2 separate regions of the Homo sapiens genome follow, and region 2 is linked to region 1. A link is a contact called in ENCODE Hi-C or POLR2A ChIA-PET data. All regions are on one chromosome and are shown on one strand. Each heading gives the region's core, a stretch centred on a gene start or an enhancer-like site at or near the end of the contact. The rest is flanking DNA. Distances are from core to core; before and after follow the strand shown. Region 1 holds the start of PDF (peptide deformylase, mitochondrial). Region 2 overlaps WWP2 (WW domain containing E3 ubiquitin protein ligase 2).

What was found. A loop is a pair of places that touch in the nucleus more often than their neighbours do. ChIA-PET counts read pairs that join two places held with the same protein, here RNA polymerase II (POLR2A). Pooled maps may share reads with other maps.
Region 2: a loop to region 1 is called in a pooled map, with 5 times the contacts of the local background. The contact joins the enhancer-like site here to the promoter of PDF in region 1. A Hi-C loop is called at or near these places in 1 of 37 single-sample maps with no recorded cell type and 2 of 50 pooled maps. POLR2A ChIA-PET finds 5 or more read pairs at or near these places in 1 of 52 experiments (BJ).

Annotation. Positions count from the first base shown.
Region 1 is chr16:69,327,664-69,334,435 of GRCh38, forward strand. It overlaps PDF (peptide deformylase, mitochondrial), which reads right to left and starts at 2,925. Exons shown (of 2, transcript NM_022341.2): 1 at 2,334-2,925; 2 at 1-1,516. The coding sequence starts at 2,907. The coding sequence ends at 1,359. It overlaps COG8 (component of oligomeric golgi complex 8), which reads right to left. Exons shown (of 6, transcript NM_032382.5): 4 at 5,051-5,219; 5 at 3,150-3,432; 6 at 1-1,516. The coding sequence ends at 3,176. RefSeq lists enhancers at 2,291-2,938, 3,587-4,234 and silencers at 2,563-2,942, 2,973-3,362.
Region 2 is chr16:69,820,624-69,827,395 of GRCh38, forward strand. The region is part of intron 4 of WWP2 (WW domain containing E3 ubiquitin protein ligase 2); the gene reads left to right. Among named protein-coding and RNA genes, the nearest start is that of WWP2, 62 kb to the left of the region's middle. RefSeq lists enhancers at 3,568-3,667, 3,678-3,747. Within about 2 kb of position 3,393, at least 20 of the 41 ENCODE cell types and tissues checked have a DNase peak (open chromatin) inside an H3K27ac peak, as active enhancers do.

The DNA.
Region 1 (6,772 bases), core at 1,675-4,174:
CAAGAATACCTACTTTACAAAACTCAGCATAAAAATGAGGTGAAACAGTTTAACTAAAACTGGAGTTTGGCTGGGTAGTGTGGCTCACAACTGATCCCAGCACTTTGGGAGGCCGAGGCAGGAGGATTGCCTGAGACCAGGAATTTGAGGCCAGCCTGGGCAACATAGTAAGACCCCCGTCTCTATCTTAAAAAAAAAATAAAAGAATAAAACAAGTTCCTTCACCTCTTGACAAGACAAAGCTGACACTTTTTTTTTTTGAGACAGAGAAAAAAAGAAAACTCTACAGCCAGAATCATACTTTTGAGTCTCGCTCTGTCGCCCAGGCTGGATGGAGTGCAGTGGCGTGATCTCAGCTCACTGTAACCTCCGCCTCCTGGGTTCAAGTAATTCTCTGCCTTGGCTTCACGAGTAGCTGGGATTACAGGTGCTCGCCACCACGCCCGGCTAATTTTTGTATCTTTAGTAGAGACAGGGTTTCACCATCTTGGCCAGGCTGGTCTTGAGCTCCTGACCTCGTGATCCACCCGCCCCGCCCTCCCAAAGTGCTGGGATTACAGGCGTGAACCACTGCACCTGGCCACTTTCTTAAACCTACACATTGGTTGCTGTGATATTAATTCTATTTTTACAAAATAAGTGTATAACCAGGAAGTACTAATCCTGCTTTCTATGCCCAATTGTTAACAGGAAAGGGCTCAGTGCACTTCTCAATTGTCACCCCTGCCCCCAGCCCTGATCCACGGCCTCTACCCCAAGAATGAGCCAAGAACCAGCTGCTCTAGGGATCTCAGCAGCAAAATCCTGCCCAAGGCTGTTAAAATGTGTGGGCACTCATTTACACTCGTGCTGTCATGAAACACATCCTTGAACAGGGACTATTCTCTTTCATTTCCATAAGCAAACTGGCGTCTAAGGCCACAAGCCCTCCGTAAAAATAAGAACTCGGCACAAATGGCCAGTCACATGCTTACCTGCATTTTTAAAGACAGCTTTCAGGTATTTGGGGACTACATTATTACCAAACCTTGGCTTTGGGAGATTATACAGGTCCGAGGAACTCGTGTCTACTGCAGACGAATGCAATTACCCCACCTTCCTCCATACAGAATTGTTAGGAAATGTCCACTCCTTTGGGGGTGATTTTTCTCCTCAAGTTGTAGCCAACATTTTGTCCGTAACTGATTTCAGGGCAAACATTTCTGACATCTTCCTCCAGCTCAGTCTGCCATGCCTTGGCAATCCAGTTTCCTGTCATATGCGAGCCATCCAAGTTGATGCCAAGTAAGATTTGCCCAGCTCAAAGTGAAAGTGTTTGCGTCTTGGTATCCGGAATCCTCAGCCCCAGTAGCAAAGCTTTAGTCATTCACCTTCATCCAATAGACGTTTGTGAACGTCCTGCTGTCCATTTTGTCAATAAACAGGCAGCCCTGCAGGTGGTCCATCTCGTGCTGGATGATGCGGGCTGCCCACCCGCTCGCCTGCCACACCACCTGTTCTCCATTGGGGTCCAGCCCTGCAAAGGAAGTTACAGCCCTGGTGAGTGGGAACAGCTGAACTGCATCATCCTCAACCTCCCTACCCCTGCCCCCGGTCCTGGCTGTTCCCATTGACAAGAGGCAACAGCAGATGGCAAATGTAGACAGCAGCTCCTCTTCTAACTGGAAAACGTCCCTCATCTCGGTCCATTACCAAGCGTTCAACCTGGTTCCCAACTCTGGTAATTAGGTTATCGAGCTCACTGTAGAGCTGAGATGAGAAATCATCTTTCTACGGTGCGACCCTTCCGAACACTCCTCCCACTTCTGAGGTACCTGTGGGCTCCCAACTCCTAACAGAGGTTCTGCAGCTTGAGACCCCACTTGTTTTTCTGACCATCTTGAACCGACGGGCTTGCTGTGCAGGAACAATCACCCCGACCCCAGCAGAGCCCGCATTCCGCGAGGCATCCTGTGGTACCACGGGGGAATGGCCTAGCCCCCTGGGCTGGGTCAGGCTGGCGGGGGCTAACCCCCACTTCTCCAACTCCACCGTGGCGGATCTAACTGGGGCCGAAGAGCGTGTTTGCCTCAGAGAGCAAGGGAGCAGAAAGCAGACGCCAGGCTGTCAGGTAACAGCGGAACTAGGGGACCTCTCCTCGCCCCTGCGTCCTATCTGAGCGGGCTCTACCCCACAGGAGCTTCTATCCGTCCTGAGGCCTCTCCGCTCCCGCATCCCACTTCGCTCCTGCGGGAGGTCCGGCGTATGAACCGCGACCACTTCTGCGCTCTCGCGGAGTCGGGCAGAAGAGACGCGCGCGCTGCTCCAGCAGCCCCGGTCCCCGCCGCCCGCACCTGAGATCTGCACCGCCTGGAAGCGGGGCACGCAGGCCAGGAAGCCGGCGACGCTCTCGCAGCCCTCGGGAAAGGTGACCAGGCGGCTGTCAAGCACTCGCAGGCTGGGGTTCACGAACACGCGCAGGGGGAAGGGCTCCATTTGGCGGAGCGCGCGCTGGCGGGGCGGGCACTCCCGACACAGCGCCTCGGGGAGCTCCAGCGCCAGCACCTGCCGCGGCACCCCCAGCTGCGGCGCGCTTAGGCCCACGCAGCGCCGCCGCCGCATCACCTGGACCAGCCGTTGCGTCAGCCGCTGCAGCTCGGGCCCGCCTAGCTGCGCCCGCTCCACCGGGGCCGCCACGCCGCGCAGCACCGGGTCCCCGACTTGGCACACGTGCGAGAACGGCGGTTCGGGAGGACCCAGCACCAGACGCCTCAGGTGGCGCCAATAGGAGCGCCGCAGCGCCGGGCCCTCGACGCCGTCCGGGGCGGCCGTGGAGCTGCAAGCCCGGACACCGACGGCTGCCGCCCCGCCCCACGGCACGGCCGCCCACAGTGGCCAAAGACTCAGCGCGCCCCACAGCCGGGCCATGGCGGCCCCCTTAACAGTGACCCGGCCCGCCCCTTCCGGCCGCAGCGCGGGGCACGCCGGGAAGCGCCGTCGGCCAGCACACAGCGAAGCCGCGACTGGATCCCCGCCTTCCTGCTTAGACTGGCAGTGAGCACCGCCCCCTTCCGCTCTCCTCCCGGGAGCGCCTTCCCGCCTCCCGAACCCGCCCCGGACCTTCCAGGGCGAGGCAGTCCTGGCCACCCCGCGCCGGGAACCTCACGCACCGCGTTCTGGAGGCAGGGGACGCCGGCTAGGGCCCCACGCTGGGCGGTTCGGCCTGCGTCTCCGCTCGCCCTCCCTCCGGGCAGGCTGGGCCCGCGGGCTCCAGGCGTGGCTCCTCGGCGGGAGGCTCTGGTGCTGGAGCTGTGAGCTCGGGCCCCAGCGCCTGGTCATCCAGGGTGAAAAGCGTCTCTCTCTTTGGCAGGATAAAGGCGAGGGGCTCCTGAATGGCGCCGATGTTCACATGCCCTAGGTTACCGTACTTGGAGAGCTGAGTGGGAGGAATGCCTAACCCAGACGTGGGGAAAGCAAAATGGAAAACAGTTACTAATAAAACTCAATATAGAAATTTAAGGGAGGCCGGGCGCGGTGGCTCACGCCTGTAATCCCAGCACTTTGGGAGGCCGGGGAGGGGGGGGCGGATCACCTGAGGTCAGGAATTCGAGACCAGCCTGACCCACACGGAGAAATCCCATCTCTCTTAAAAATACAACATTAGCCGGGCTTGGTGGCGCAGGCCTGTAATCCCAGCTACTTGGGAAGGCTAAGGCAGGAGAATCGCTTGAACCTAGGAGGTGGAGATTGCAGTTAGCCGAGATCGCGCCATTGCACTCCAGCCTGGGCCACAAGAGCAAAACTCCGTCTCAAAAAAAAAAAAAAAAAAAAAAAAGGAAATTTAAGGGAAAAAAAACGAGCCATTACTATTTTTTTTTTTGAGACAGTCTCGCTCTGTCGCCCAGGCTGGAGTGCAGTGGCGTGATTGCTGCTCACTGCAACCTCTGCCTCCCAGGTTCAAACAGTTCTCATGCCTCAGCCTCCGTGGTAGCTGGGATTACAGGCGCCCGCCACCATGCCAGGCTAATTTTTGTATTTTTAGTAGAGACGGAGTTACTATGTTGGCCAGGCTGGTCTCAAACTCCCAACCTCAGGTGATCCATCCGCCTCGGCCTCCCAAAGTGCTGGGATTACAGGCATGAGCCACTGCGCCCAGCCATCAATTACTATGTTTTAATACAGCAAAAACCACCTTTGTTACAGGGAATGGGAAGCTATACTGTGAAGCAGAACGTAACGGAACAGCAGTGTAGGGTGCCTGCAGCAGGAACCCAGACCTCAGGCAGCACCAGGGAAAAAGCAGAGGGCAGCCAGGCTTTGCACGTGTGATGCACTGACCCATTGCCCTTTGGGAAGCTGTGCCTCAACCAAGCCCCTCTCCTACCACAAAGGGACAAGGACGTGAAAGTGAATTGGAAAAAAGACTTTAGGACGGGCGTGGTGGCTCACGCCTGTAATCCGAGCACTTTGGGAGGCCGAGGTGGGCGGATCACAGGTCAAGAGATAGAGACCATCCTGGCCAACATGGTGAAACCCCGTCTCTACTAAAACACAAAAATTAGCTGGGCGTGGTGGTGCGAGTCTGTAGTCCCAGCTACTCGGGAGGCTGAGGCAGGAGAATTGCTTGAACCCGGGAGGTGGAGGTTGCAGTGAGCCAAGACTGTGCCACTGCACTCCAGCCTGGCAACACAGCGAGACTCCGCCTCAAAAAAAAAAAAGACTGTAAAAACCATTTCTCTAGATATTTCACATAAATGGAATCATACGTATGTAGTTCTTTTGTGACTGGCTTCTTCCGCTTAGCCAGATACAGCCACATAATGTATGATTCCATTTTTATGAAATGTCCAGAAGAGGCAAATCTATGGCAACAGAAAGTAGGTTGCCAGGGACTAAGGATGCTGTCGAGGAATGACTACAAACGTGCATGAAGGATCTTTTTGGAGTGATGGAAATATTCTAAAATTGGATTCATATTTACTAAAAAACACTGACTTACACAAATGGATGAATTATTTAGTATGTGAATTACACATCAGTAAGGCAGTTTACAGAATTTTCATTCTCTTACCTAAAGTCTGTGCTATCTGAGCTGGTGGAAAAAGGACTTGGAGACAGCGATTTAAATACGGAACAAGGTCTTCCAGGAAGACAGTGCAGAACTGGACAAAGAGCTCTTGCTCCCCGCTGCTGAAGGCAGCCTCTTCAGCGCGATGGAAGGCCAGGATTATTTTAGTTACCTAAGAGACAAGGGCACCGTCAATTACTGGGACAGCCTATCACCACTGGGACAGCAGTGCATGAAACTAGGCAAAAAAATGTATGCCCCTCCAGTTTTCCTGAACAAAGTAATTTAACAGTACATTATTTTACTGTCTCATTTAAACTCAGAATTATGGTCATTGTCCACAATTGTGTCACTTTATTAATGTGAAGTTCAGACCCAACTTGTTACATTACGGGTATAGTTTCCGGTTCCAGTGGAGGAGTGTCATAAAACTATAGAGAGAATACATGGTTTTGGTTTTTTTTTTTTTTTTTTTAGAGACAGGATTTTGCTCTGTCACCTAAGCTGGAGTGTAGCGGCACAATCAGCTCACTGTAGCTTCAAACTCCTGGGCTCAAGGGATACTCCCACCTTAGCCTCCCAAGTAGCTGGGACTACAGGCGTGCACCATCACGTCTGGCTAAGTTTTAAAATTTTTTGTAGAGACAGGGTCTTGCTTTGTTGCCCAGGCTGGTCTGGAGCCCCTGGCTTCAAGAGATCCTCCTACCTCAGCCTCCCAAAGTGTTGGCATTACAGGCGTGAGCCACTGCGCCCGGCCCAATACATGGTTCTTAACTTCCACGGAGGACCAACCAGAACTGTGCTGGATCCAGGAAAATGAAGCAAAACTATACAAGCTTTCTACTAAGCCCCGAGGTTTCAGAAAGCTAGAACCACTGGAAAACTGTAAGAAAACAGCTAGGAAAGAGAAGTTTCAAAACCAACAGAGCAGCCTAGCTGACACTACAGATATGTGGCATAGCGACAGGGTAAGAACACAGACTCTGATGCTGGACTTCCCAAGTTCAAGTGACTCACACCTGTAATCCCACACTTTGAGGGTCTGTAGCAGGAGGATCACTTGAGTCCAGGAGTTTGAGACCAGCCTAGGCAACATAGGGAGACACTATCTCTCTGTAAAATAAAACACTTTTAACAATAAAAATAAAAGAATATGCTAAAGGTAAAGGGTTTTGTAGATGTAATTAAAGTCCCTAATCATCTGACTTAATCAAATGAAGTTTTTAAAAGGAGGTACCTAAAAGAAGAGACTCAAGAGAGTAGCTCTCCTGCTGGCCTTGAGGAAGCAAACAGCCATGTTGTCAGCTGCCTATGGAGTGGACAGCCTCTAGGAGCTGAGGCTTCAGTTCTGCAATTGCAAAGAACTGACCCCTGCCAACTTGCATGAGTCTGAAATGGAGCCCCAACCTCCAGATGAGGCCATAGTCCAGCCAACACCTTGATGGCAACCCTGTAAGACCCTGAGCAGAGAGGACCCGGTTGTGCTGTGCCTGGACTCCTGACCCACCAAAACTGGAAGGTAATAAATGTGTTGCTGGAAGCTACTAAGTTTGTGGAAATTTGTTATGCAGCACTAGAAAGCTAATACGTGTATTACCGAATTGTTACTATAGGCAAATCACTTCATGGACTGTCCTAGGTCCCATGAAGGGCAACTGGCCAGAGCTTCTCAATCAGGAGAACCTCCAAAACCACACTAGACCTCTCCATGTCAGCAGACACCGT
Region 2 (6,772 bases), core at 2,143-4,642, 490 kb after region 1:
TACTCCTCCCCAGCATTCCCTGTTTCTCTTCTCTGCTTTATTTTCTTGTAAGCGGTTCTCCCCATATACTACTGTTTATTTTGTTTATTTTTCTCATTCATTGTCCTCCACAAATAGAATGTAAGGTCTATGGGGGCAGGCGTTTTGTGAATTTTGTTCACTTTTGTGTACCTACAACACAAAACCATGAATACATGCATATACACACACACACACACACACACACACACACACGACGTTGAAAGAGTGACTTTCTCCTCTAATTACTGAGGATGAACGTCTTTTCCTGTGACTTAGGTCTTTGCAGCCAGTGTCCGGCTCACCTCGGAGGCTGACAGCAGGACCAGTGTGGTGCGTGCTGCCCACTCCGGCGAGGCTATGGGCTGAGCCCAGTTCCAGCCGCCAAATGCAAGCCGTTGTTTCATTTTGCCCTGATCGAGTTGCAGTTACATCAGCGACTACTGTTTTTTTGATTGGCACCAGATGCCAGGCTTTGGGATTTCAGGCTGTCTTTAGCGGTCTCTGAAAAGCCCTCTGTGTGTCGCTTTCTATCATCCTGCACCTCAGGCAGATATGCCCAGGCCAGAACCTCAAGGAATTCCCAAAGATGCCAAAAGCAACCCCCTCCCTCAGCCCCACACCCTCAACTTCTCAAAGTTGCAGCCGGGGCCCTTTTCCTGGCTTTGGTATCAGCTGAGAGCTGTTGGAAAGAAAAGGTCCTTTTAGCCACAAGTTTCAAAAAGTAAACACGGAGGCCCTGCAACGAATGTTCCAACAATCCTGCACCCTGTGTCACTGAGTGCTGGCTGAGAGGCTGCCTTGTGGAGCCTCACCTGAAGAGAGAAGAAAAGCTCTCTGTCAGGATTCCCTTCCCCTGGTCCAGGCTGCTGCCTCCAGAGTGTTCTGTGAGGTGTCGGCTTTGGAAGTCGGTCAGCCTCGTGGGAACACATATTTGAGCAAAGGGTGATTCTGCTCCAAATGCTGAATGCTGGCCAAGGCCTTTCCTCTTACTCCTTTTCTACAGGTATATTGTGACTGTTTGCATTTTAGTCTGCAGTAGGTGGCCAAGACATTTTTTCTCCCCTTTCTTTTCTTTCTTACTTTTTTTTTTTTTTTTTTGTAGAGATGTAGTCTCACTGTGTCAGGCTGGTCTCAAACTCCTGGCCTCAAGCAATCCTCCCATCTCGGCCTCCCAAAGAGCTGGGATTATAGGCGTGAGCCACCATGCCCGGCTATTTTTCTTTGTTTTGTTTTTTTTTTAAATAAGAAACAGGGTCTTACTCTGTCACCCTGGCTAGCGTGCAGTGCCATCATAGCTCAGTGTAGCCTCAAACTTCTGGCTTTAAACGATCCTCCCACCCCAGCCTCCCGAGTAGCTAAGACCAGAAATGCACACCACTATGCCCAGCTTTTTTGTATTTTTTGTAGAGACAGGGTCTCCCTTTGTTGCCTGAGCTGGTCTCAAACTCGTGGGCTCAAGCGATCCTTCCACCTCAGCCTCCCATAATGCTGGAGTTACAGGTATGAGCCATCATGCCTGACCCCTGCTTTTCTTTCCTTCTTAGACTTAAGAGTTTCTTCGTGTTGGGTCAGGGTTTTGTGTGAGAGTTTCTTTCTTCTCTGTAGGGCATTTTCTTAGGATCATGAGCCTTGCTTGTAGCAGGGGCAGGGCCTGACGCTGATTTATCAGCTTTCGTGCAGTAAGCACCTTTGAATTCCGAGCTAGAGGCTGGCGCTGAAGTGGTGAACAGCAGACAGCATCCCTGTCCTCCTGGAATTTAGACTCTAGAGAGGAAAACAGAAAGTCGAACAAATGGTGCAAACTATTCCAGTTGTGACAGATGCGATGGAGCAAAGTACAGGATGATCTGGGAATGCATCATGGGAGACTTTGCCTGGCCTGGGTGGGGTGTGTGTGTGTGTGTGTTTGTGTGTGTGTGTTCATGCATGTGTGTTTATCAAGGAAGGCTTCCTGGAGGAAGTGACACCTGGACACCAGAAAGAGAAAAAGGAATCGTCTAGAGGAACAAGAGAAAATCATTTTAGGTGGAGGGAACAGCATGTGGGAAGCTTTGAGGCAGGAACAAGCTGGTTGCTGTCAAGTCACACAGGAGGCCAACGGCAGGGAGGAGGCAGGTGCTAGATCAGTGCTGTCCAATAGAAACAGAATTTGAGGTGTGTGTATAATTTAGAATTTGCTACTAGCCATATTAAAAATAAGTCAAAACATAGGCCAGGCACCGTGGCTCACGCCTGCAATCCCAGCACTTTGGGAGGCTGAGGCCAGTGGATCATTTGAGGCCAGGAATTCAAGACCAGCCTGGCCAACATGACAAAGCTCCATCTTTACTAAAAGTACAAAAATTAGCCAGGCATGGTGGCACGTAATCTCAGCTACTTGGGAGGCTAAGGCAGGAGAATCACTTGAACCCAGGAGGCAGAGATTGCAGTGAGCCAAGATCGCGCCACTGCACTCCAGCCTGCGCAACAGAGCGAGACTGTGTCTCAAAAAAGAAAAAAGTAAAAACAAAAACACAGGTGAAATTAATTTTAATAATGTAGCTTATTTCCACATATCTGAAATGCTATTTTAACATGTAATCAGTATAAAGAAAAGTACTAATGAGATATTTTACATACTTTTTGGCCTCAGGTGTGTCTTTCTGACACACAGCACATCTTAATCCATACCAGCCACCTTCTAAGTATGGCTGCAGGTAGCTGTGGCCCCCATATTGGACAGTGCAGGTCTAGAGGTTGAGTCCCTGGAGAAAGACTGGGAAACTTCTCTTCTTTTATTTATTTATTTGTATTTACAAATTTTTTGATTTAAATTTTCTCTTTTTCTTGTGTTTTTTTTTTTTGAGGTGGAGCCTTGCTTTCTTGCCCAGGCTGGAGTGCAGTGGTGCGGTCTTGTTCACTGCAGCCTGTGCTCCTGGGTTCAAGCGATTCTCCTGCCTCAGCCTCCCAAGTAGCTGGGATTACAGGTGTGTACCACCACACCTAGCTAATTTTTATATTTTTAGTAGAAAAGGGGTTTTGCCATGTTGGCCCTGCTGGCCTCGAACTCCTGACCTCAAGTGATCTGCCTGCCCCAGCCTCCCAAAGTGCTGGGATTACAGGCTTGAGCCACCGTGCCCAGCCAAAAATTTTTGTTAAAACATCACCTTGTCTTCAGAAGAAACTTTTCTGCGAAATCAGGTTACCATTAGTGTAGGGTTATATTTGTACAGTTCTAGAAACTTCTTCCATTCCTCTTGAGCCTGTGGCACAGGGGCGTTGGGCCATCTTCTCCAAGGGCCTGTGCTGTTTCTCATCAGCCGTGTAGCATTCAGGCCCTAAATGAACACCTGCTGCAGGCCGGGAATGGTGGCCTTGACCTGGTGACAGGAAAATGAGATTGTTGCCTGAATGTGAGCTGTTTCCTTCCCCTTGCCAAAAACAAAACTGAAACACTTCATCTGGTGTTTGGGCCTCTGCTCCGCACCAGTCATTCGGGCGGCTTCCGCCTGACCGTCCATTCCAGCCTCCCAGGTTCTCCCAGGGGAGGTGCTGTGGCTGCCGGAATAGCCATGTTAACATCAGACCTCATTTATCTCATTGCAGTGTTTAATTTTCCCTCTTCCTTCAGACTACCAGGATTCTTGGAGTATTTTTCTTAGTGTAGGAGGCTTATTCTTTGTGGGAGAGTGGTCCGTCAAAAGGGAAGGTAATCCTGGACCAGAGTAAGAGTGTCACAGTCACATAAGTGGGCAGTTAGTGCCACTATTAGGTACAGAGTGGGACTCTGACTTCAGTGCCTGGCCTGGCCTGGGAGTGCTGTTTATTACATCCAGGACAGTAAGGCACACACTTCTCAGAAAATAATATCCCTCCCTCCCTCCCTTCCCCCCTCCCCCTCCCTCCCCCTTCCCTTTGTTCCTTCCTTTTTTCCTTCCTCTTGCCCTTTTCCTCTCTCCCTCAATTAATTAATGTTTATAACACATGTATTGCATGAATTCATTCTCTTGGAGGGAGGAATCCCCAAACCCTCTTGAGTGGATAGAGTGCATCTGTATATATTTGAAAAGATTCATAGATTACAAGTGAAAAATCAAAGGGCAGAGCTTTGGGCCTAGAATGACCTCAACTTTGCACCTGTGGCTTTTTTTTTTTTTTTTTTTTTGAGACAGAGTTTTACTCTGTCACCCAGACTGCAGTACAGTGGTGTGATCTTGGCTCACTGCAGCCTCCACCTCCCGGGTTCAAGTGATTCTCCTGCCTCAGCCTCCCAAGGAGCTGGGATTACAGGCATGCACAACCATGCCTGACTAATTTTTGTATTTTTGGTAGAGATGGGGTTTCACTTTGTTGGCCAGGCTGGTCTCGAACTCCTGAGCTCAGGTGATCCACCCACCTCAGGCTCTGGGATTACAGGCATGAGCCACTGTGCTCGGCCTTGCATCTGTAGCTTTTATGTGTATATTTGTGCTTGTGTTTGCAATGACTTCATACAAAGTTTTTCAAAGTGGGCGATACTGGCTGGGTGCAGTGGCTCACACCTGTAATCCCAGCACTTTGGGAGGCTGAGGTGGGCGGATCACTTGAGGCTAGGAGTTCGAGACCAGCCTGACCAACATGGTGAAACCCCGTCTCTACTAAAAATACAAAATTAGCTGGGCATGGTGGCAGGCACCTGTAGTCCCAGCTACTCAGGAGGCTGAGGCAGGAGAATCCCTTGAACCCAGGAGGCAGAGGTTGCAGTGAGTTGAGATGGTGCCACTGCACTCCAGCCTGGGCAACAGAGCGAGATTCCATCTCCAAAAAAAAAAAACCCCAAAAACCAAAAAACTAAAGTGGCGATACCATGGGAAAGGCTTTGGAATGTGTGCATTTGTGGAGTAGGTGTCATAGTTTACCTTTCTGTATTTGAATTTTTTTGATGAGCACATTATTTTTTATTTTGAAAGCTAATATTATTTATTGTAAAGACGATATGATATAGCAGAAGTGGGTTTTTTTTTTTTGGTTTTTTTTTTTGGATACAGGGTTTTGTTCTGTTGCCCAGGCTGAGGTGTAGTGGTGCGATCACAGCTCACTGCAGCCTTGACCTCCTGGGCTCAAGTGATCCTCCCACCTCAGCCTCCCAAGTAGATGGGACCACAGGTGCATGCCACTACACCTGTCTAAGTTTTTACATTTTTTGTAGACACAGGATCTCCCTATGTTGCCCAGGCTGGTCTCAAACTGGGCTCAAGGGATTTTCTCACCTTGGCCTCTCCAAGTGTTGGGATTACAGACGTGAGCCACCACACCCTGCCTGGAAAATACTTTTTAAACTTTTTACTATGGAAAATTTCAAACATAAATAAAAGTAGAAGCAGCCAGGCGCGGTGGCTCATGCCTGTAATCCCAGCACTTTGGGAGGCTGAGGTGGGCAGATCACCTGAGGTCAGGAGTTTGAGACCAGCCTGGCCAACATCATGAAACCCCATCTGCACTAAAAATACAAAAATTAGCCGGGTGTGGTGGTGGGTGCCTATAATCCTAGCTACTCAGGAGGCTGAGTCAGGAGAATCGCTTGGACTGAGGAGGCAGAGCTTGCAGTGAACTGAGATCACACCACTGCACTCCAGCCTGGGTGACAAGAGTGAAACTCCGTCTCAAAAAAAAAAAAAAAGTAGACCAGGCGCAGTGGCTTATGCCTGTAATCCCAGCACTTTGGGAGGCCGAGGCAGGCAGATCACAAGGCCAGGAGTACGAGACCAGCTTGGCCAACATAGTGAAACTCTGTCTCTACTAAAAATACACACAAAAAAATTAGCCGGGCGTGATGGTGGGTGCTTGTAGTCCCAGCTACTTGGGAGGCTGAGACAGGAGAATTGGCTGAACCCAGGAGGCAGAGGTTGCAGTAAGCCGAAATAGTGCCATTGCACTCCAGGCTGGGCAACAGAGTGAGACTCCGTCTCAAAAAAAAAAAAAAAAAAAAAAGTGGAGCCGGGCACGGTGGCTAAGGCCTGTAATCCCAGCACTTTGGGAGGCCGAGGCGGGTGGATCACGAGGTCAGGAGATCGAGACCATCCTGGCTAACATGGTGAAACCCTCTCTCTAATAAAAATACAAAAAAAAAAAAAAAAATTAGCCTAACACGGTGAAACCCCGTCTCTAATAAAAATACAAAAAAAAATTAGCCGGACATGGTGGCAGGTGCCTGTAGTCCCAGCTCCTCAGGAGGCTGAGGCAGGAGAATGGTGTGAACCCGGTAGGCGGAGCTTGCAGTAAGCCGAGATCGTGCCACTGCACTCCAGCCTGGGTGACAGAGCGAGACTCCACCTCAAAAAAAAAAAAAAAAGGGGGGGGGGCGGAGAGAATAATGGACCATCTAGCACCAGTTACCCAGCTTAAATGATAACCAGCACACATCTACTTGTCCTTCATCTTTAGCTCCCATCTTTTGGGGAAGTATTTGCAAGAAAATCTCATGCCTTGTGTCATTTCACTTGTTGACACTCCTGCATACATGTCTAATGTTTAACTGAAATGGAAATTATGAAAAAAAAAAAACTACTGTGGAATTAATGGAAATTGAACAAAGAAAATCTTTGTTTCATAATCTTACTGCTCAAACACAACTTATCATTTTTCCCTGGTTCATTTATTTCTTTGCCCCTTTGTATACTTATTTTTACATGATTTTAGTAATAGGGTGCATTCTATAATGTCAGAGGTTGCAGTGAGCCAAGATCGCGCCACTGCACTCCAGCCTGGGCGACAGAGACTCCATCTCAAAAAA